Linked DNA regions of Homo sapiens: region 2 is linked to region 1. Evidence: chromatin loops called from intact Hi-C (ENCODE). Cell type or tissue: adrenal gland. All regions are shown on one strand. Links, peaks and the distances in the headings refer to the core of each region. The heading gives the core; the rest is flanking DNA. Region 1 overlaps TMEM35B (transmembrane protein 35B). Region 2 holds the start of DLGAP3 (DLG associated protein 3).

Region 1 (11,594 bases), core at 2,098-10,097:
ACCTTCTACCTCCTCAATTCTAATGGCTGCATAGTATTGCCTTGTGAAGATATATTGCAAGCTCAGCGCCTCTGCTCCTTCCTCCACACATCCACTCCTAGGATGAGGGGATGGAGGAGCAGCTGCCATTTGATGCATGTGTCTGGCAGATTGGTGTAGAGAGCAGGGAAGCTGGAGAACCTTGAACAGGAAGGCAGAGAATTTCCCTAGGGAGTCCCCCTCAAGTAGCTCTGCCCACAGGAACTGCTGATGTACAAAGACAGCTGTTGCTTCAAAGGCCAGATATCTTCAGGCTCTTCTATATGCCCTGGCATCTGTTACCATTGCTGCCACTGCTACCAGGCTTGCTTCCATCTCTGGAGCTTCTCCCATTTTCAGATCTTTCCCATACCTCCAACCAACAGCCCCTGGGCTAGTCCTTCCCTCCATCTTAATCTTAGTAGATGTAGGATTAAGAAAGGAGAAGGGGCCAGACACGGTGGCTCATGCCTGTAATCCCAGCACTTTGGGAGGCCGAGGCGGGCGGATCACAAGGTCAGGAGTTCAAGACCAGCCTGACCAACATGATGAAACCCCGTCTCTACTAAAAATACAAACATTAGCCGGGCGTGGTGGTGCGCGCCTGTAATCCCAGCTACTCAGGAGGCTGAGGCAGGAGAATCGCTTGAAGCCAGTACCCAGAACCCAGTAGCCCAGCTACTCAGAAGGCTGGCAGGAGATCACGCCATTGCACTCCAGCCTGGGTGACAGAGCAAGCCTCTGCCTCAAAAAAAAAAAAAAAAAAGGAAAGGAGAAGGATCAGGGAGATTTTTTTTTCTAAAATCTATCCACTCTAGCCACTGCCCTATTTGGCTGGGTCATTCCCGTTTCTTTCTTGTCCTCTGAGAGGGGCAACTGTTGCCACTGCTGCTGTTGTTCAAGAGGCTTCTAATTTCCTGGTCCTGCTTTCTCCAGGAGGCTAGAGATGAATGCCGCTAGTTTTGGGAATGTGCGTTAGGAGTGGTGGGGGTGTTTAATGGGAGGGCTTGGGCTGGAGTGGGTCAGCCTAAACTAGAGAGCCCTGAGCTCCTGGATCTCCTGGGTTCTTCCAAGGAGCCTCAGGGACCTCACTTTCCATTCCAGGGGCTATCTTCACCTTGGCAGCTCTGAAAGAGTCACTAAGCACCTGTATCCCAGCCATTGTCTGCCTGGGGTTCCTGCTGCTGCTGAATGTCGGCCAGCTCTTAGCCCAGACTAAGAAGGTGGTCAGACCCACTAGGAAGAAGACTCTAAGTACATTCAAGGAATCCTGGAAGTAGAGCATCTCTGTCTCTTTATGCCATGCAGCTGTCACAGCAGGAACATGGTAGAACACAGAGTCTATCATCTTGTTACCAGTATAATATCCAGGGTCAGCCAGTGTTGAAAGAGACATTTTGTCTACCTGGCACTGCTTTCTCTTTTTAGCTTTACTACTCTTTTGTGAGGAGTACATGTTATGCATATTAACATTCCTCATGTCATATGAAAATACAAAATAAGCAGAAAAGAAATTTAAATCAACCAAAATTCTGATGCCCCAAATAACCACTTTTAATGCCTTGGTGTAAGTATACCTCTGAACTTTTTTCTGTGCCTTTAAACAGATATATATTTTTTTTAAATGAAAATAAAACCATATATCCTATTTTATTTCCTCCTTTTAAAACCTTATAAACTATAACACTGTTTCATGTCTCTTTTGCCTCATTGCTGTTAATGGCTGCATAGTATTCCATTGCAAGGATGTACTATAATGTATTTAATCCCCCATGAGGAACATTTGGGTTATTCTCAATTTTTTGCTCTCGTAAGCCTCACAGTAAATCACTTTTGCATACTTATTTTCTTCCCCTAGAAGTGAGGGTGCTGGTTCAAAACACATGCATGTTTTTAAGGTTTTTAATACATATTTAAAACGTACAGGTTCTGTATGCAGAGCTTAAGTACTTGCTTCTGCCTATGCCCTTTGAGACATATTAGAGATTCCCTCCCACTCCTTTTTTTCTCTGACATATTAGATGTGCAGAGCTAACAGGTAGGCATTGAGTCATTTGACAGGACCTGAAATCAAGCTCTGGTGGTGATCTGTGGCACCCAGTCCAGTGCTCCTTGACACCTACGTGGAGATGAGGGACAGCCAACTCCATGAAATGCTGAATGGTACAGCAGGGCCCAAAGCCTGGGAGGAATCCCAGAGGTCCTTGGGGGTAGGAAGGGTGCATATGTGTGACAGTTCTCAGGGGAAAAGTGGACAACACGTTAGGGCACCTGCTATTATGTCACCACCATCTTTATCTTAGGTTGGCAGGGCTGTGGGCTTTTGGGAAGTGATGTACCTCCCATGAGGGACTATAGTGAGAAACAGTTCACTTATTTATGCAAATATTCTAGCTATCAGCCTACAGATTGCTTTGAGGGTGGAAAAGAAGTCTCTATTACTCCATTTCATGTTCACTACAAAATGCTAATTCCCATTCTGACTAGTGTGAACCTCAGGCAAGGTGACACTCTCAGTTGGATTTTTTTCTTCTGAGTCTGAAAGCATAGTGGTGTAGTCTGCCTATAGTAAGGATAGATAGATTACACTAAATAAATGGTAGTGTCAAAACAATAAGGAAACCTTTTCTCTCATGTAAGAGGTCCAGAGATAACCACTTCAGTTTCAATGTTGGTCAGTTTGCCTAATGATGGCATCAAGAATCAACATTCTTTAAACTTTCTGCTCTGCTGCTTTCAGTGTATTGGCTATTGCCCTCAGAATTGCGAAATAGCTGCAGCAGCTCCAGACAGTGCATTTGCTATAATATTGAAAGGTGAAAAGAGAGGAAGGGTGCCTTAGAAGACCCTAGATTTGGCTGGGCGCGGTGGCTCACGCCTGTAATCCCAGCACTTTGGGAGGCCGAGGCGGGTGGATCATGAGGTCAGGAGATCGAGACCATCCTGGCTAACAAGGTGAAACCCCGTCTCTACTAAAAATACAAAAAATTAGCCGGGCGCTGTGGCGGGCGCCTGTAGTCCCAGCTACTCGGGAGGCTGAGGCAGGAGAATGGCGTGAACCCGGGAAGCGGAGCTTGCAGTGAGCCGAGATTGCGCCACTGCAGTCCGCAGTCCGGCCTGGGCGACAGAGCGAGACTCCGTCTCAAAAAAAAAAAAAAAAAAAAAAAAAAAAAGAAGACCCTAGATTTTCGCATGGATCTCACTGGGCAGAGCTATGTCCCATTTCCATTCCTAGACTAATGACTGGCAGGAGAATGGAATTCCCATGATGGACTTAGACTAAGATTTACCCACACTGGTCAGCAAGGAAGAAGAGGGGGTAGACAATGGTTTCTGTCACTTACTAGCTTATTTGAAAACTATGGATAATGATAGTAACTATTTCATAGCCTGGCACATAGTAAATGTTCAGTAAATGCTAGTCATTATTAAATATTGATTTGTTTTACAGATGAGAAAATGCATTTGGAAAGCTTGAGTGCCTATATATCAGACCTGGAACTAGAACTAAGTCCTAATTGATTCCAGAACTCAAACTTTTCACTGCACCAGCTGCCAAAGCTGAAAATGGACAGGCATGGCACCCCAGCTCTCTTCAATCTGAGGGTAGATGGGATGACCTGTCTGGGGTGATGAAATCTGCTCTGCTTTCCCAGCATTTCCCCTCTGATTGGAATTTTTTTTTTTTTGAGATGGGGTTTCACCATGTTGGCCAGGCTGGTCTCGAACTTCTGACCTCAGGTGATCCACCTGCCTTGGCCTCCCAAAGTGCTGGGGTTACAGGCATTAGCCACTGTGCCCATCTTGCTTGAAAATTTTGAAGCCCCTGAAAGTAGAGCCTGGAGCCCCGAGGATCCTGGCCTTATTCTTTCTCCACCCCTTCCAGGATGCCACCGCCAGCCCGTCTCCTGCCAGGATGGACTTTGAGTAAAACCTCTCGCAGCTAGCATTAGATTGAGGGCTCCTGTTTACCAAGTCTGGGTCTGTAGGCTGATAAGCAGCTACTGGGCCCCCCAAGCTTGGCTGTAGGACTGCCCAGCAGCTGCAGGAAAGTCAGGGTGCTAGAGGAGTAGGCTGGGCAGCTGGTGTGTACGAGCAGTTGGGATTGACAGCAGCAGGAGGATCTTGAGCCCAAGCAGTGCCTCCTTAGCAGCCCAAGGAGAAGCCAGGCCTCAGGAAACGTGCCCCCCAAACTACAGCCTAAATCTAGGTCAGCTCAGCACGATGACGTTCAGCTGCCTGCCCTTCCTAATACATTTTTATCTCCCTCCCTGTGCTGAAGGCTTTCTTGTCCTCCGATGACACTCCCTTCCCTTGGGGCCCTACTGCAGCCCCAAAAACCCAGCTCATAGCTGCCACAGGTGGGCTCCAGCCCTTCCAGCTGTCGGACCCATTCTTCATGTCGTTTCTTGGGATTAGCTGGCGATAGGAGGGTCTGGGATGTGTGGGTGGGAGGGGATTCTCCCCTGTCTCAGATCCTTAAAGTCAGGACCCCAGAGAGAACTCCAGCAGCCATTATAGCAAGAGGCAAGAAAGGAACAGTCTGGTAGGATGGCAGGGGATGGGTCAGGGTGGGGCTACAGGCATGGAGAACAGAATAGAGGAAGGTGGGAAAGGAAATACAGTTACCCAGGGTCTCAGAAAGGATTGGAGCCTGAGATGCTCAAAGGCAAAAATGCAGATTTTGGAAGAACTGAGTTTTAGGACATCCTAGGAGTGTGTAAGTGTGTCACAAATAGTAACAGGACATTGGTTTGTGCACTTACTCCCTTGGGAAGAGGGTAGGAATATGCCCAGATGTTTTTGTGTTGTTTTGTGTGCCTGGGGTGTCTGTGTCTCTGACACACTGTGTGTGCCTGTGTGAGTGTACACATTTATCTATGTGCTGCCTAGAAGGGAAGGGAACTAACAGTAATGAAGTATCTCCCCAGTGTCAGCCACAGGGCTCAGTTTTACTTAGGTTTTCTCATAATCCTCCCAACAACCCTGTGAGGTAGGTATTTTCATCTCCATTTTACTGCAGCAAAGACAGGCTCAGTGAAGCTGAGTAATTTGCCCAAGGTCACATGGCAAATAGATGTGTGTTATCTAGAATCTGCCTGATTGCTGGGTCTGTGCACTTTTTGCTTTTCTGTCCAGAGGTTTGAGTCTGACCCAGGACCTCTTTGTGGTCAAAAAGTGAGGGGGGAGGAAACAGGATGAAAGGCTTGAGAGTGGCAAAAGCTTTTCAGCCCAGCCAAGGGTGCTCCAGGCAAGCGCTGGGGCACCTCTCTGGGAGAGGACCTTCACCAAGGCAAGTCTGAGGTCAGTGTGCATAGGCACTGCACCGCAAGCCCATTCCTCCATCCATGCTTCTCATCTGGGTGGCACAGGGATGGGGGCGGGGAGGGGGGGGCGGGTGTTGGGGCTTTTTCTGGAAAGGCCTCTTCTTTATATTTCAGCCTGTTTCTCCAGAACTCCCTGTTGGCTCAGTCCTACGTGGGTTTACTGCACAGGTCTGTGGCCCAACATGTATGAACCATACTCCATCTGTGAGGGGCATCTCTACCCTCTCAGTCACTAAGGTTGGAAATTTCCAAGTTATCTAGGACTCCTGCCTCTTCCTCGCTTCCCACAGTTTGTCACCAAAAACTCTGGAGTCCATACCCTCCTCTCAGCAGCTGCTGGCCAGGTTCGGTCTTCATTCCCTCTCACATGGACTCTGCCTCTAGTGTCCCCTCCCAGCAAGGGCTGAAGAAGAGGAGACTGGGGTGGGAGAAGGTGGAATGGGGGCTGCCTTTGTCGCTAGCCTCCGCAGTAACCTTTCTTCTGCCACTTCAAGGTCAGAGATGAACAGCAGTGTTGGGGACCTGGGTGTTGGCGGCTGCAGCCTCTGGGATGACCCTGCTCGCTTCATCGTGGTGCCCGCGGCCTATGCCTTGGCACTGGGCCTGGGGCTGCCAGCCAACGTGGCGGCCCTGGCAATGTTCATCCGCAGCGGCGGGCGCCTGGGCCAGGCCCTGCTTCTCTACCTGTTCAACCTGGCTCTGGTTGATGAGTTCTTCACGCTCACGCTGCAGCTGTGGCTCACCTACTACCTGGGCCTGGCCCGGAGGCCGCCTGCCACGCGGCCGGGGCCACCTACTACGTGTCCACCTATGCGGCGGTGGTCTTCGCCGCGCTCATCAGCGTGTGCCGCTGCGGCTTCGTACGCGGTCCCGGGCCCAGGGCGGCTGCCCGCCTGGCCCGGTGCCTACGGCGCCCCGCGCGCGCTGCCTGCGCCTTCGCCTGGCTGGCGGGCCTGGCCCCTCCCTGCCTGGAGCACCGCTGGGCAAGCTCGGGGCTGGCCTCCGCCACGGTGGCCTTCGCGGCCGCCTTCCTGCTGGTGCTCGCGGCCAACGTGAGCCTGGCGCGGGCGCTCAAGGCGCCCTCTGGCCCGGGCCCGGGCCCTGCAACCGCCGGCGCGCACCGGCGCGCGGCCAAGACCATGGTCCTGGGGTTCCTGCTGGTCTTCGCCCTCAGTCTGGCGCCCAACCACCTGCTGCTGGCGCCCTAGGTGGCTGGGGGGGAAGACAACGGAGACCGGTGTCGCGCCGCCTCCACGCTCGACATCCTGCACACCCTCAGCCTGGCGCTGCTGAGCCTCAACAGCTGCCTGGACCCACTCATCTGCTGCTTCTTCGTGCGCCTCTTCCACCAGGACTGCTGCTGGGCACTGAGCTGCCGCCTGGTGAAGGGGGCGCCCAGGGCGCATGGGGCCTCCTTGGCCTCCTCTTGGAGAGTCTCCTGGCCTCCCCTCCTGTCTCACCCCCCTGTCACCCTCCCAGTGGCATCCAGGGTGGAGAAAGCTCTTTGGAAAGACCTAGATTCTAATCCTGACGCAACCACATACTACCCCTGTAGCTGTGAACCTCCGGGCTCATCTGTACCAAGGACATAGAACATTCTTTGTAACCCGAATGTTCCCTGGATGTTGCCAGCTTTTGGATACAAATAATATACCACTGTGTTTTTTTTAAACCTCTTGGGATAAAACCCAAAGTCCTTATCATGGCCTACAAGGCCCTGTCTGATTTGGCTCCCCTTTCTCTCCCTAACCCACCACCCCTGCGTCTCCCTGCAGGCAGTCACCTTCTTAGGCCCGGGAAAATGCCGGTCTCCTACTCTTCATGGCCTTTGTACCTGACTTGGCCAGGAATGATCTCTGTTCCTCTCTTTCACTAAGTTAGTTCTTCTTCACCCTCACTTCCTCTAAAGTAACTCCTTATAGGGAAGCCTTTCTTGGCTGGCAACACACACACACACACACACACACACATACACACACGACTGAATCAGATCGGATTGCTCTTTGATAGCTCTTTTCATAATTGTAATCAAGCAATTAATTGGGTAATGCGTTGTTGTTGTTTTCTTTCTCTCTTGCCAGAATGTATTCATGTTGACCCATAAGACATTATCATTTTTATAAGTCCCCAAAAGTTGAATATTGGAAATTTTATTTCCACCCAATTCAACTTAATAAATTCTGTGTTTACCTTGCTCACTGCTGTATCTCCTGTGGTTGGTACTGTGCCTTGCATATAATAAGAGCTCAGTGTATCAGATGCGTGAGTGAAAACTGAATATCATTAATTTAAATTGCTTAAGTACTCACTCAGACATTCCAGTCTCTGATAGCTTTTCCTCAAGTGTTTCTGAGATTCTCCAAGCTTGTCTTACCCACCCCCGACCATGCATTCCTAGCCCAGTCCTGATGACTGTCTCCTTCTGCTGTTGCTGGATACTTGCAGTTCTGCCATCACCTCCACTGTACCAAGACTTGGTGGGAAGTAAGCTGGAGATCCAGGCTGCTGGAGATCCAATGCCTGCTGCCTCCAGACTCTTTCATGAGCGCCAATCTCTGCCAGGGGCTCCGGCTACCAGTGCTTCCCCTTCTGTGCTTTGACAACTCTGCAGTCTGCTTCTAATGGGAAAGGGCACCACTCTCCTCAGCCACATTATTGGGGCCCCACAGCAAGACTGCTTGGGTCTCAAGGAAATCGAGCTTAATGAATGAGAGCAAACCCTCTTCATTTGGCCATGTCAGCTTGTCAGGAAGGGTCCATCAATCAGCCACCATGTCTTACCTGCCTTTAGGTCCTATTGCTGAGTTTGACTTCTAAGGATACATTTGGTAAATTCCTTTTTTTCTTGATGAATTACCTCTTATTGGTCCCTAATTCCTTCTTTAACTTTTTTCTTTTCCATTTTAAAAGCAATATAGGTTCATAAAAGTAAATTCAAAGCAGTAGAGAAAAATGTAAGATAGGAAGTACTAGCCTGGGCAACGTGGCGAAACCCTGTCTCTACAAAAAATACAAAAATTAGCCGGGCGTGGTCCTAGCTACTCGGGAGACTGAAGTGGAAGGCTTGCTTGAGCCCAGGAGGTCAAGGCTGCAGTGAGCCGTGATGGCGCCACTGCACTTCAGCCTTGGAGACAGGGGAGACCCTATGTCAAAAAAGAAATAAAAAGAAAGTAAAAGTCCCCTAGTGATAGCCACTATTCACAGCTTCTCATTTGTGTAGCTTTCCAGATATTTTCGATTCCACTGTAAGTCCACATGTCATCAGTTTTCTTTAAAAACCTACAAATGGGATAGTATTGCAAGGTTCTTCTGCAATTTACTTTTCTCATTGTTTCTTATATATTGTTCTATATTAGCACATATAGATAGATTCATCTCGTTTTTTCAATAGAAGCAGAGTATTCGTTTTACTCAATTGGTCCCCTACTGATGGGCATTTGTTGCCATTATTTTACTGTTATAAACAATGCTTCAGTGAATGCTCTTGTTAACAAATGTTTGCATACTTGTAAATCTGTAGAATAAATTCCTGGCAACGAAACTGCTGTCAAAGAATATCTGTGTGCCAATGTTTAATGACAGCAAATTGCCTTCAAGAACGCTGCACCAGGCCAGGCACGGTGGCTCATGCCTGTAATCCCAGCACTTTGGGAGGCCGAGGTGGGTAGATTACGAGGTCAGGAGTTCAAGACCAGCCTGGCCAAGATGGTGAAACCTCATCTCTACTAAAAGTACAAAAAAATTACCCGGGCACGGTGGTAGGCACCTGTAATCCCAGCTACTCGGGAGGCTGGGGTCGCTTGAACCCAGGAGGCAGAGGTTGCAGTGAGCCAAGATCGTGTCACTGCACTCTAACCCGGGCGACAGAGCAAGACTCCGTCTCAAAATAAACAAACAAACAACAACAATAGCAAAAAAAACACTGCACCAAATTATACACATCAAAAGCATGTAATCGTCCCTCACCAGCACTGGGCATTATCACCTGCCCCTTCTTGAGTCTGGACTTCTGTTGGTGCCCTAGTTCCTCTAGATGTATCTGAATATATCTGCATTCTAATTGTGAGCATGGTCAATTTGTTTCTTTTTCCTAGAAGACTTCTCAGTTTCCTCCATAGCTATTTGAAACCTGACTGGGTCAAACTAAGATATCATACCAGCCAAATCTTAGCTGTCTTGCTTGTTGAAGGGATTAAATGAAAACCCAAATGCAAACTGGTAGGTCCTTAATAATTAATTCCCTCCCCTTCATTGGGAATTAGGCTGGCTCATGCCATGCAGCACTGACCAGCATCTCAGCCCAAGGCCAGGAGGCAGCCTGGGCCCACATCATGAATTCATTTGCTGTGGTGGAATGAGTCGCTCAGCCCCAGGGGCCATGCAAGGTTGGGTCTTTGAGAAATAACCTGGCATCCACACTAGAGCCAGCTGAATCTCCTGAGGCGGAATTTGGTTCTACCCAAATAAAAAATAATTCCTTATGGCCGCATCCCATCCCTGCAGTCTTGTACTATCATGCTTTTGATGTGACTTTTCCCCTAGTAGTCAGTTTCCTTTGGGAAATGTCTAACTTAGTCTTTTGTGTCTTACCTGGGGAAAAAGAGCCTGAGAGTCGATTGCTTCTGGCAGGTCAGACACGATGGAAAGAAGCCTCTGTCTAGAGTGACAGTGTGTGGGGGTCCCCTCCTCCCTCTGCGTTGACTCAGGGAAGGAGGAACCTTGGGTGAGGACCTAAAGGTGAAGAACCCGAGGAATGAGAGAGAACAGACTGCCTTGCACTGGCAGTCCTTTTGGACTCTCAGTCTTTATACTTATTTCAAACCATCACGAATTTGACCTAAGATCCTTCCTCAATCTAGCAAGGAAGAGAATGGAGTCCAGGTTGTTCAGGTTGGTTGGAGAAGGGAGCTCCCTTCCTCTAGGAAAGAAAAGAAAGGAGCTTGACTAGATAGATGCTGGACACCCACTTTCTCCAAGGATTCAGGGAAAACTCATCTGCAGCTGTTCTCAGTAGCTACCAATTAGTCTGCCCCAGACTCCCCCACAGTCTTGCAGGGCCAGAAATACCCTATCCATGCTCCTACCCACCCAGGCCACACCTTGTGGCTGTGAAGTGCAGACATGGTCCAGGGAAGCTGCTCCTGGCACACAAAGAACAAAATTCCCTTTCTCTACTGGACTCTACTCTTTCCCTCAGCTCAGTCACAGTCCAGGTCTCTGAACCCAGCCCAACCCAGTTCTTGACCTTGGCCAGGACTGGCCCAGGTCCTTGGCTGTGCACACACCCACCTGGGCCCTTCCACCAGCCATGCATCCTCTGTGACCCTGCCTGCTCCTGCTGGGACCTTCACTTCCAGCCCCCGTGCCACCTGCTCCCCAGGCCTCTGTAGGGAAGCCTGCCAGAGTCAAGCTTGATCTCTGTCTTGGGGCCTCAAGGCATTCTCTGCAGCTGATTCTTTGCCTTGACATCTGTCTCCCTCTCCTCTGGCCGTAGGAGGAGGATAGTGTTTGCCCCTCTGGGTCCTGCAGATCTCCCTTGGGCTGCAGCTGTCCTTTGCTGACCTTGAAACCACCTCCTTGAACTATATTCCAGCTTCAGGGACAGCAGCCTCCTTTCTTGATCAACCATTCCTAGGCCTCTCTTATGCCTGCCCTTTCTTGCCTTTGGTATGGCACGTGCCAATCACCTAGCCCTGACAGGGAACTATTGTCATTAAATCAGGCTTCCTCACCCCTTATTCTCAGTGCTCACCAGCCTAGTTCTGAAATGTATTTGTGGTTGGGATGCTGGACTCATGTTGACCCGTAGCATCTGTGGCAAGAGTATGAATGGTGGCCCACATACTCTATGTCTATATATTTAAAAATTATAAGTCAAGCTAACACATTGCTGAATAAAATGCATTTCATCCTTCTGCATTGACAAATCTACCTTTGTGATGACAAAATAGAAAAATATGTGGGAAGCTGTGGTTTTCAGGACTGAAAGTAAGCAAATTATCAAAGACGACTGCCTTCAATTTTACATATTGTGTTTAAACTTTGTGTTTGGGTCATATATGATACATGATTATCACAGAAAATATAAAATATTTGAATTTCATCATATAAATTACTATCATCCGTAATGTGATTTTTTTTACTATTTCTTCAAGCCATATTTATATTCATACAGTATTTCTTATTTTTTTCAAAATCTTCAATGATGGTCTATTAATTTAAAAAACAGAAATTCACTGTTGTATAATG
Region 2 (11,594 bases), core at 2,382-10,381, 47 kb after region 1:
CTCTGTGTCCCCACCCAAATCTCATGTTGAATTACAATCCGCAGTGTTGGGGGAGGGGCCTGGTGGGAGGTGATTGGAAGATGGGAGTGGATTTCCCCCTTGCTATTCTCATGACAGTGAGTTCTCACAAGATCTGGCTGTTTAAAAGTGTATAGCACTTCCCCCTTTGCTCTCTCTCTCCTGCTCCTACATGTGAAGACGTGCTCAAGTCCCCTTTGCCTTCTACCGTGATTGGAAGTTTCCTGCGGGCTTCCAGTCATGCTTTCTGTACAGCCTGCAGAACTGTGAGTCAATTAAGCCTTTTTTCTTCATAAATTACCCAGTCTTGGGTGAGAACTGGATAATTTACAGCAGTGTGAGAATGGACTAATACATCCTGTTAAGGAAATAGAAGCACTAGGAAAAAAAATTATAAACACCAGTTCTACAGATGAAACACATGTCTTACACAAATCTCACAAAAACTTACAAATATCAGATAATTCCAGTCTTATACAAACTTTTTCAGAGAAAAAGAAAAGAGGTGGTTGGGCACGGCTACAGATTAGCTGGGCGTGGTGGTGTGCCTGTAATCCCAGCTACTAGGGAGGCCGAGGCAGGAGAATCGCTTGAACCCTGGAGGCGGAGGTTGTGGTCAGCCGAGATTGCACCATTGCCCTCCAGCCTGAGCAACTTTGAAACTCTGTCTCAAAAAAAGATAAAAAAGAAAAGAAAAGAAAACAGGTAATACTCCCCTAACTCATTCTACAAGGCTAGACTAACCTAGATGCCAAATCACAGAAAACAAAGAGGAAAATTCAGGCTTATTTTTGTTTATTAATATAGATGCAAAAATCCAAAACAAAATATTTGCTGATTGAATCTGATGATATTGTCTATGTAAAATAAACCATAACACTCTATGAGTGAGTTGGGTTTATCCCAGGAAAGTAAAATTTAATATTAGGAAAATCTCTAAATATAATTGAACACATTATATGATCAAGTGAAAAGATCCAGCCTTTGATTAATTTCAACATACATTTGACAAAAACTCTCAGTAAATTAGAAATAAAGTGGAACTTCATTCACCTGATCAAGACGGGTCTCCAAAAACCCTATAATAAATGTCATCCTAAAGAAGAACTGTCAGAAACATTAAAGTTATGAACATGACAAATACACCCACCATCACTGCTTCTATCCAACATTGTACTCTAGGACCCAGCCAGCACAATAAGACAAGAAAAATAAGTCAAAGGAGCAAGATTATTTTATTTCTCTAAATATACTCAACATAGTTATTTTATATTCTGTGTCTCATAATACTATTAGTTGTTATTTGCAGGTATTTTTCTACTATGTGTTGTTTTTGCTGGTTGTATCAGTTAGGGTTCTCCAGGGAAATAGAGCCAGTGGTCTATATGTAGACATATGGAAGGGGATTTATCAGGGGAATTGGCTCACACAATTATGAAGGCCAAGAAGTCCCACGATACACTGTCTGAAAGCTGGAAAACCAGGAAAGCCAGTGGTGTAATTCAGCCTGAGCCCAAAGGCCTGAGAATTGAGGCAGACAATGGTATAACTCTCAGTTTGAGCCTGAAGGCTTGAGAACCAGGAGCTCTGATGTCCGAGGGCTGGAGAAGATGGATGTCCCAGCTCAAGAAGAAAGCAACTTTGCCTTGCTCTGCCTTTTTTGCTCTATTTGGGACCTCAATAGATTGGATGATGCCTGCTTACACTGATGAGGTCAGATCTGTACTCAGTTTACTGATTCAAATGCTGATATCTTCTGGTAACACCCTCACAGACATATCGAGAAATAATGTTTTACCAGCTATCTGAGTATCCCTTAACCCAGTCAAGTTGACACATAAAAATGAACAATCACATTGTTTCTTATTTACAGTGCCATGTTTCCTTGTGTGTTCAGTGACAGACATTTAACTGTGAGTTATTCATTTTCTTTGGAATTTTATCTGTGGAAATTATTTGAGGCCTGAGACAAAGATTTACATTTGCTTCTGCTGGGCACCTGAGGCACTACCAATCTGGTACATTTTATACCAAATTCTTGGCTTGAGTTTTTCCAGATCCTTTAGGTAGAGTGGATCTGACTGCATGTGATGTGAAATTTAACTCGTAGTAATGGATACTCAGGAGGTGATTCTTCCTTCCTACACTCATTACTACTGCCAAGGTTTAAAGCTTGCAATTTTCTTACAATTTCCTAGGTTTGGGGATGAGGTTTTTTCTAGCTCTCCTGTACATTGAGAGTACAGCCCTTTGGGGTTCTAAGCTTATGCAGGGGAGTATGTGACCATCTTGGGCAGACTCGGGTTTTATCTTTTATCTCTGGTGCCCTGAGAGATCATGAAAACTGAAGTTAAATTTCATCTGTCAGCAAATGACCCTGTATTAGTTATTAAATGCCATAATATTGCGGCATAATACCATACCATACCAAAGCTCAGTAGCTTAAATTAATAAGCATTCATTATTGCTCAAGAGTCTTCAAATTGGCTCGACAGTTCTTCTCATTCAGCTGGTCTCACTAATGTGTCTGCAGTCAGCTGTGGACAGGTAGATATCTCTGCTGCTCTTGCCTGGGCTCTCTCACATGTTTGGAGATCTGCTGGCTATAGGCGGGTCCATGATGATCTTGGCTGGGACAGTTGGGATGGTATAGCTCTCTTCCACCTTGTCACTCATCCTCCAGCTGTCTCAGGCTTGAGGCTTGTTCTTATAGTGAAGGCAGGAGACCAAGAGAAATAGTAGAAGTATTCATGTCTCTGAAGGCCTAAGCTCAGAACTGGCACTACATGACTTCTTCCAGATTCCATTGGCGAAAGCAAGTTACAAGTCCACTCAGATTTAAGGGGTGGGAAAGTAGGGTCTGCCTCTTTTTTTTTTTTTTTCTCCTCAGAGATCCTTGTTCCAAAGAGTCCACCTGTTGATGCAGGGAGTTGCAAAGTCACAGGGCAAAGGAGATGGATTCGGGTGGAGGTAGAGAATTGGTGCCCTTTTTGCAACACATCTTTCACAGCCCCCAAGGCTAAAGTTGGCTTCAGTGCTCTGCTTACTTCTCTGGTTCTGCCTTTACCTAGATTTTGGCTGGAGTGATTCTTATTTTCTTGCCAGCACATTGATACATTTAAGAATATTAAAAATGTACATAGTTATACATATATATTCTCTTCTTTATTGTGTTTTAATAAAAATATTTTATCTTTTTTTTTTTTTTTTGCTATTTATCATGCTTTCAGTGGGAAGATCAACTAAGGCAACTGTCATACTGATTGACACTGAGTCTCTGTCTTTGCACATGTGACTCTCTACCTGAAAGTCTCTCTCCCAATCTTTGAGACTCCATTCAAATGCTTCTTTTGTGCTTCTTTTTTTTTTTTTTGAGATGGAGTCTTGCTCTGTCGTCCAGGCTGGAGTGCAGTGGCGTGATCTCTGCTCACTGCAAGCTCCACCTCCTGGGTTCATGCCATTCTCCTGCCTCAGCCTCCCGAGTAGCTGGGACTACAGATGCCCGCCACCATGCCCAGCTAATTTTGTTTTTGTACTTTTAGTAGAGACGAGGTTTCACTGTGTTTGCCAGGATGGTCTCGATCTCCTGACCTCATGATCTGCCTGCCTTGGCCTCCCAAAGTGCTGGGATTACAGGCGTGAGCCACCGCGCCCAGCTTTTTGTGCTTCTTTGACTGTCCTCTTCACCTAGGCAGAGCTAGGCCCAGGGTGAGCCCCTTGTCCAAAAATTATTAACAATTTTAAGACAGTGACAGCAGAATATTCTACCAAGAGTGATGCCTTTCTACATGTGGGGCTCTGTACGACTGCACAGGTCACACTCCCATGAAGCTGGCCCTGATAGTAATTATTGGTTTACATCTCCATCTCCCTTATTAATCAGTTATTAATCACTGGATGGCTATGGGAGAACACTGTCTAAGGTAAGCCTGTCTGATTAACCTGTATGCCCCCAAGAGGCTAGCAAGGTGCCAGGTATAATCAGTAAAGGGTTGTTGAATGAACAAATGAAAATAACATTATGTTCTCAATTCTAAAATGCACCAACTCTAATAGCTTTAACAGAAAGGTAAGAAGAGCCATATTAAATGTCCCTGTTTATTGTAAGATGCTTTCCAGTTTCAGAATAGTTTACAAAATACAGGTCTTAGAACTGCGAAAACACGGTGGTGCTTTTTAACATCCTCTATCACGGCTGTTCTTTTTTTTTTTTTTTTTTTTTTTGAGACGGAGTTCCAGGCAGGAGTGCAATGGTGCAATCTCTGCTCACTGCAACCTCTGCCTCCCGGATTCAAGTGATTCGCCTGCCTCAGCCTCTGAGTAGCTGGGATTACAGGCGCCCAACACCACACCGGGCTAATTTTTGTATTTCGGGTAGAGACAGGGTTTCACCATGTTGGCCAGGCTGATCTCGAACTCCCGACCTCAGGTGATCCGTCTGCCTTAGCCTCCCAAAGTGCTGGGATTACAGGCGTGAGCCACTGTGCCCGGCCGTCAGCTCATCCTTTTTTTTTTTTTTCTTTAAGACTGAATCTGGCTCTGTTGCCCAGGCTGCAGTGTGGCACAGTCTCAGCTCACTGCAACCTGTGCCTCCCGGGTTCAAGCAATTCTCCTGCCTCAGCCTCCTGAGTAGCTGGGATTACAGGCACGTGCCACTGCACTCGGCTAATTTTTTGTAATTTTAGTAGAGACGGGATTTTACCATGTTGGCCAGGCTGGTGTTGAACTCCTGACCTCAGGTAATCCACCCGCCTTGGCCTCCCAAAGTGCTAGGATTATAAGCATGAGCCACTGCGCTCGGCCCAACGGCTGTTCTTATGCTCCACGGAAAGTGAGATGTTTCCTTCAGTTCTAAAGTGGGTTCCTGGGAACAACTTTCTTATTTTCATGACATCTGCTCTTGACTGAACCCTGGGCTGGAAATGGTCTGCAACCTCACTTCATGATTGAAGAGACAATGAACCGTTCTTGTGAGCAGCAGGGTAGGTGACCAATCTACTAGTCTCTTACCAGACTTCTAGGTATCCCTTGGGAAGAGGGCTCTCCAAGCCCCTTATGTTATTTAATGTAATGTGGCATCTTAAAACATCATCTCCCTGGGGAAAAGAGGTCTTGGCTCCCAGTTCTAGCTCTTCTGGGCCTTTGGCTTCTCCTTTCCGTGCCTCACTTTCCCCTTTATACAGGGAGGAGAGCCGGTGGCCCCACAAGGAAACAGAGAGCAGGGAGTTGTTGGGGTGCGGGGTGGGGGCCGTTGAATCAGAACAACTCCAAGGTATGTTCCTAGAGAGGTGGGCAGTCTCAAGCCTCCCAAGCCCACACCTCACCATCCCAAGCTTTCAAGACCGGAAAAGGTAGAGGAGGGAAGAGGGCTTTAAGGATGCCCACTGAACCTCCACCCCCAACTTTCAGCGCCGGAGGCAGTGTTTCCTCACACCTACCCTGGAAAGCCGGAATCCGGAGCCACCCCTTCCCCCACGTCTTCAGCCCCTCCCCCTGCGGCTTCCCCACCGTGGCCCCCTCCCCCCCATTACAGCATCGCTCTGGGCGCCAAGACGGATTCAAGCCAGGGGACTGCTGCAGTCCGCTCTCCGCCTCTCGGCTCCCGCAGCCTGTGTCCGGGCTCCGCAGCCTCCAGCTGTGCTTCGGACAGTCCCTTTCCCCCCACCCCGACCCCGCCATGGCACAATCCCAGGCTCAGGGCCCAGAGGCGGGCGGGCACAGTGGGCACGGGCGGGGGCCCAGCACAGGCGGCAGGTACAGCGGGGCTCTCCCTCCACACTGGGGATGCCTCGGCTGTGCGGACTGTGGGTGGGGGACGCCTGCCAGCGGCTCCGAGGCCGGGCACAGCGCCCCATCCTGGCAGGGGCTGGGGCCGAAGAGGGGGGCTCCCTGACCCCAAGCCAGGAGCTGAGGTCAGGCGGCCGACCGGGAAAGCCCGAAGGAGAGTCTCCTAAGCGGACGGGCCTGGGGGCTGTGTGTGACATTCAGGGCGTGACTGCCCCTCGGCGGGGGGCGAGACCCGGTCCGTGAGGCTGAGCTGGTCCCCGACCGCCCGCCCGCCGCCGGGCTTGGGTCCCTGTACCCAGGTCGGCTGTGCGTGGCCGTGACACTTCGGGTGCCTGTTCCTGGGTCCCCGGGGAGGGGGATCTCATTCCTGCCCCTACGCTGGGCGCCCCCAGCACCGTCGCTCAGCGAGGTGGGCGCTCCTCCGGGACCCCGGCGGCCGCCCGCGGGCGGCGACCTCGGCCCTCCTGGGTCCGCGCGGGGGCGGGGAGCTCGGTCCCCCTCCCTCTTCCTCTCCCTCTCCCTCTCCCTGCTCGGCTGCCCTGCGCGGGGGCGGGGGCGGGGGCGGAGCGCGCGGGCGGGATCCCCCCGCCTCCCCTTCCCGGTCCCCGGGAAATCCAGCCTCCGTGGCTTGGCCGCCTCCCGCTCCCGCGCCCGCTGCCGCTCGGCGCTCGCTTGGGGCTCCGCAGCCGGCGCGGCCCCTCAGCTGGGGGCTCCGCAGTGCCGGGCCCCGGTCCCTGCCCGCCTGCCCAACGCCGCAGCGCCCCCGGCCCGGGCCGCCGGCACCATGTAACCCGGCCGGAGCCCGAGCCGGGCCAGGTAAGCCGCGGGGAGGAGTGGGGACGGGGCCGCGCTCGCGGCTCCCTCTGCAGCGCCCCCCAGGCACGGCCCGGCTGCGGCCCCGGCGCCGCCCACGCCCCGGGCTCCGGCGCTCGGCTCCCGGCCCCGGGAGGGGGGAGGGGCTGGGCCTCCTCAGCTGCCCCCGCTCCTGCCCCGGCCTGGCTGCCCGCGGGCCCGACCCGAGGGGCGGGCAGGGGACCACGCGGACCGCGGACCCACGCTCCCGGTCAGGGCCGCGGGGACAGGCCAGCCCCGGCCCAGCCCTCGCCCGGCTGGAGGCTCGGGTCTGGGAGGGAGTAGCCAGCTGGTTGTGGGGGAAGTCGTGGTGCTGGGGAGATCCGGAGAGAAGTTTCCTCTGCAGGTGTGTGAATGTGAGTGCGTGTCGCTGTGTGTCTGTGCCGAGTGTGTCACTGTGTGGGTCTGTGGGCGATTGTGTGTGCCGGTGAGTGTATGCCGTGAGTGTGTGCGTGTGTCACTGTGGGCGAGAGTGTGTGTGCATGTTAGTGGGTGTATGCAGCGTGAGTGTGGAGGGTGGTACTGTGTATGCATCTGTGGACATGTGAGTGAATGAGTGTGTGTTGTCCCCATGTGTGCCTGTGTGTGTCTGTGAGTGTGTGAATGGATGTGTGTGCCGGCGTGACTGTCTCTGTGAGTGGGTCCCGGTATCTGCCCTGTGTGACTGTGTGTGTGTGTGTGTGCGTGTGCGCGCGCGTGCGTTGGCTGTGTGAGAGAGAGTGTATCTGAGCGCGGTTCACTCTGAATCACCCACACCTGGGCTCTGTCCCCCCCACTGTCCCCCCATTCCTGGTGGGATATGGGACAGGGAGATGAGACTTTTCCGAGGTCAGATCATTCCCCACTTCTCTGGGGACCCCTGACCCTTGATTCAGGCAAGAGCTTTGTGGCACTCCCCAGCTTGGTCTCTACCTTCACCTACCTCAGGGGGTGCCCTCTGGGATGTTGCTGGTCGTGTCCTTCCTGCATGCTAAGGCCCCTGGTGGGTGGGAGGGGGGATCTGGGGCGAGCTGGAGTATGTGCCTGCGTGTGCTGCTTCTCCTTTTGGGGGCCTGGGAACTTGTGTCATCTCAATAATGTTTCACCAAGGGCCTTTTAGAGCTAGGAGATGAGGAGGCCAGGTGGAAGCGTCTGCCCTGTTAGTCATCAGAGCAGGTGGCGCTCTCCCAGACTTCCAAGTCCCAAACCTTCAAGTTCTGGGTTATTGGTTCAGTCCACTGGCTCCGGGTGGGTCTGTACTAAGCTCTTTGAAGTAATAATAATAAAATAATGCCCTCATATTAGTTCAGGGCTTTTGAAAATGCTGCCCTCTGAACTCTTCTTATTTCCCCAACAGCCTTGGGAAGCAGGCAGGACAGGTATCACGTTAAGCCATATGCAACTGCAATATTCAACTGTTTTTATTTAACCTACAAAAACAGCAATTTCATATGGTTCAACCAAATATAATGCCGATTTACAGATGAAGATGTTGAGGCTTGAGAAATGAATTGCATTTTCCACAACCACACACTGCTAGTTAGTGGTACAGAAAGACCTCAGCCCAGGTCTTTCAGTGACCCAAAGAACTGGGCTGGGCCAAGGTTAGAGAGTGGTACTTCCTGGTGTGCTCTCTCTGACCCTGGGGGCACTGCCCTCTACCACTGCGCAGCATTCCCTGAATGCTGGGGCTACTTCTGCACCCAGCTGCCAATGCCTAAAAGAGTGGGGGGTGGGGGGAGAAGAGAGGAGGGAGGGGAGGGAGAGGCTTCGTGAGTTGGCAGTGAATCAGGGTCTAAAAAGGGAGCTGGGAGGGCTAGGGTGGCAGGTGTTTCTAAAAGGAACATGAACATAGGATGAACGGCCTCACATACAGCCCCCGCATCTCCCACCCGCCACTGCCCCACTGATCTGGCAGGCAGGGCCCGCTGAGTTTTGTGCCAGGGGGCTCACATCCAACGAGTGAGCTTGTATGTAGCTGTAGAATGATGGCCAGGAGAGGAACCTTAGTATTGACTTGGTCCAACCTCTTCATTACAAACCGGGGACTCTGAAGCCCCAAGAAGGGAGGGGACTTGCCCAAGGTCACACAACGAATTTGTGAGTTCCTAGGCTAATCTTAGACGAGGAACTTTGCAATCCTCCATGTTGCCTTCTATTCCTGAACTCTCCCCACCCCCATCAGAGCTGAGTACAGGGGATTTTTGGAAAAGAAATGAAGACTCAAAAAGCCTAAGGCTGTACATCTTTCAGCTTGGGACTCCTTGCCAAAGAGAGGGCGCTACAGATGTCGCTGGGGATAGGGATTCCTAGCCACACCCACCACCGAGGTAGGCCATGGGCTTGTCTTGTCTTGATTCCTGCTGGTGAGGGGCTGGAGCTGCTACAGGCCAGACTCCCAGACTTTCTCATGTTAGTACCTGCTTTCAGCGGCTGCCTGACACCTAACATCATCTCTTCCAGCTGATGTTGGGGCTCGAGCTGGCTAAGCTTGTTTTCCTTCATCCTCCCCAGTTTCCAGTGCATTTTGCCTCTAGCTGGATAGACCATTCCTTACCTTATTGGGTTCCTAATGAATAGAGAAACTTCTGGGGCTTGTCTGATTTAGGAAGGGTCTGTAGTTACCCCCAAACCCTTTCTAATGAAATCTTCCAGGAGTCTAGGACAAATGATAAAGGGATTACCCCCATTTTACAGGTGGGGAGACTGAAATTCAGCAAGGGGCCCCGTATTTGGTTGTTTTTTAGTTTTTTGGGGGTGAGGTGATGAAGGGAGCAAATGATGACAAAAACTTTTGCCTAGAGGAGCTTCCAAAGACCCCTTCTGGTCTTACCATCCCCACGGTCAGGAAACCTTCCCAGATTCTGATTTCATTCCCACTTGGTAGAGTCAAAGCTTTGTCACTCAGTGGGGGTTGGAAGAACAGCTGCGTACCCTCCACTATGCAAGCATTATGTCTTGATTTCCTCTTTATCCACCCTGCCCCTCCCCAGTCTGAAGGCTGCTGGCTCAGCGGGCCTCCTGCCGTCTGGGGAGTCTGGGTTTGAGCTGGGGTGAGGCAGTGGCACCATCGTTATGGTAACGAGGTGCCAGCTCATCATTGCTAATAACTTGTCAGGCCCCTGGGCTCCATGCAGCATCTCTTCCTACCAGCCCTTCTTCCCATGTCACAGACAGAAAAAGTAAGGCTTTGATGGAGGGGTCTGGGAATAAGGGAGTCTGGAGAAGTGGGTGGCCTTGTCCCTGGGGCTGTAGCTGGAGAGCTGCGGGGAGGCTGCTTGGAAGCTGGTTTACACATATGGTTACATAGGCTTGCATATGATTGCGTGGGCTGTTAACATGTGAAAACACTCAGAACATGCTTGTATAAACTTATACAGGCTAGCTGACATGTTCATGTGTTTTTACACAGCAGCCCACAGGCAAACATGCTTCCAAGCATCAGAACATGCTTGTGCCTGAATACTGTCTCTACCATCTGCACATAAGGCACCCAAGAAATCTGGGTTTGTGGGGGTGTCCAGGTATGTGGGTGGGGATCTGATCTTTTTCTGATGCAGCTTCAAAGTGTCTTGTTAACAAAGGGACAGAATGGTCCCAGGGTTCCTTCTTCTTCCTTCCAGTTAAGAGCTCAGAGTGGAAGTGGGCTGGGGATGGTGTCGGGGGCCCAAGCTCCCAGCTCCCAAAGGCCCCTGCTTCTATGCCCTTTGAGCTCAGGTAGCCCCTGCCCCCCTCACTGTCTGTTCTTTCTCATCCTCTCCTCTTCCTGTGTGTAAATATTAAAGAGCTGAGCCTGCAGGGCTGATGTAGACATGGGGAGAGAATGAAATTAAAAAGGATTCCCTCGCCCCCATCTCGACACCCCCGCCCCGCAGTCCCTCGCTCCTGCTTCTTCCCCTCTCCCCTCTCCCCTCCCCTCACTCAGTGCTTCCACATGTCTCTCCTCCCCCCAGTCCAGATGGGAGCTGGCTCCTTCAGAAAGGGGGCTCAGAACAGGGTGTGGGGAGCTACCTCTCTCTGCCTCCCCCCACCACATCTGTCTGCAGGGCTGGGAGCCCCCACGTGAGTATTTCTTTTATTTTTGGGGTGGTGGTTAAGAAGGAAAGTGGTTTTTAGAACCAGCTGTGAGTGGCATTGAGAGGCTCTGGGCTGAAGGAAGGTGGGTGGGGTCCTCTCTCAAGGTTCCCTCAGGGAAGCCCCATGTCTGGGTTTCTTTTCTCTCTTGGGACATAGAGGGAAGGTGGGGGGGGGGTTGTCAGGTGCCCCCGGTGGATGGGAGCGACAGTGGGAGGGGCAGGGGAGAGGGGCTTCTGTTCTAAAGGGGGTGTGTGGTGGGGTAAACCTGTTCCTTCCTGGCATCCTGGGTTTCTGGCTACCGGGGCCGGCAATGTCGCTGGGAACTGTCCCGGGTGCTGAGTGGGATTCGGCGGGGATTTGCTCCTTCGGAGCTGTCCCGAGTGCTGAATGAGGCTTCGTTCGGTCCCGATGGTGGAAAGGCGGAGGGCAGTGGGGAGGGCTCACTAGAAAAATTCTCCCAGATGACCCACTTTCCAAGGGCATGGATGGAAATATGGATTTGGAGTTCTCCCTATGGTTTAGGTTTCACAGTTGTTAGTGGTATTTAGGAACCCTTCCCCCAAGGGGCCCCTCTCCCCTTTTGCTGTTTCAGTTCCCTCTCTCCCTTCCAAAACCATTGTACTGTTATTATCGGGGTAGAGTTGGAGAATGATATTGTGCCTGTGAGATCTCATCTCCTGGGAACTTTTTTTTAGCGCAACAAGCTCAGAGATATTGATACCAGCCTTTCACCTACTGGGTCCCAGAATTTCAGGCTCAAGGTGGTTCTGGATTAAGAGAACGCCGGTCTTCCTGGTTAGGTGTGGGGTGGTTACAGCTCAGGAGTTCAGGATAACTTGACTGACAACTTGATATTCCCTTGCCCATCATACTTTGGGATT

Evidence for each region. Hi-C counts contacts between places; a loop is a spot of excess contacts. Peaks named below come from ENCODE experiments on the same cell type or tissue, not always from the same donor. Only the 100,000 strongest peaks of a DNase experiment are listed, where the experiment ranks them.
Region 2: a loop joins it to region 1, with 2.9 times the contacts of the local background. A loop is called at or near these places in 5 of 110 quality-filtered maps.

The regions. Positions count from the first base shown.
Region 1 is chr1:34,971,648-34,983,241 of GRCh38, reverse strand. TMEM35B (transmembrane protein 35B) reads left to right here. Exons shown (of 3, transcript NM_001195156.2): 3 at 1,123-1,862. The coding sequence ends at 1,298. It also overlaps the pseudogene GPR199P. Among named protein-coding and RNA genes, the nearest start is that of TMEM35B, 7.9 kb to the left of the region's middle. In adrenal gland, for the core only: no CTCF peak of the experiment used is centred there; a DNase peak (open chromatin) is centred at 5,812; H3K27ac peaks cover 2,497 bases.
Region 2 is chr1:34,924,478-34,936,071 of GRCh38, reverse strand. DLGAP3 (DLG associated protein 3) reads left to right here and starts at 6,422. Exons shown (of 12, transcript NM_001080418.3): 1 at 6,422-6,621. RefSeq lists silencers at 5,814-5,863, 6,844-6,913. In adrenal gland, for the core only: no CTCF peak of the experiment used is centred there; DNase peaks (open chromatin) are centred at 5,971, 6,711 and 7,092; H3K4me3 peaks cover 1,774 bases; H3K27me3 peaks cover 1,284 bases.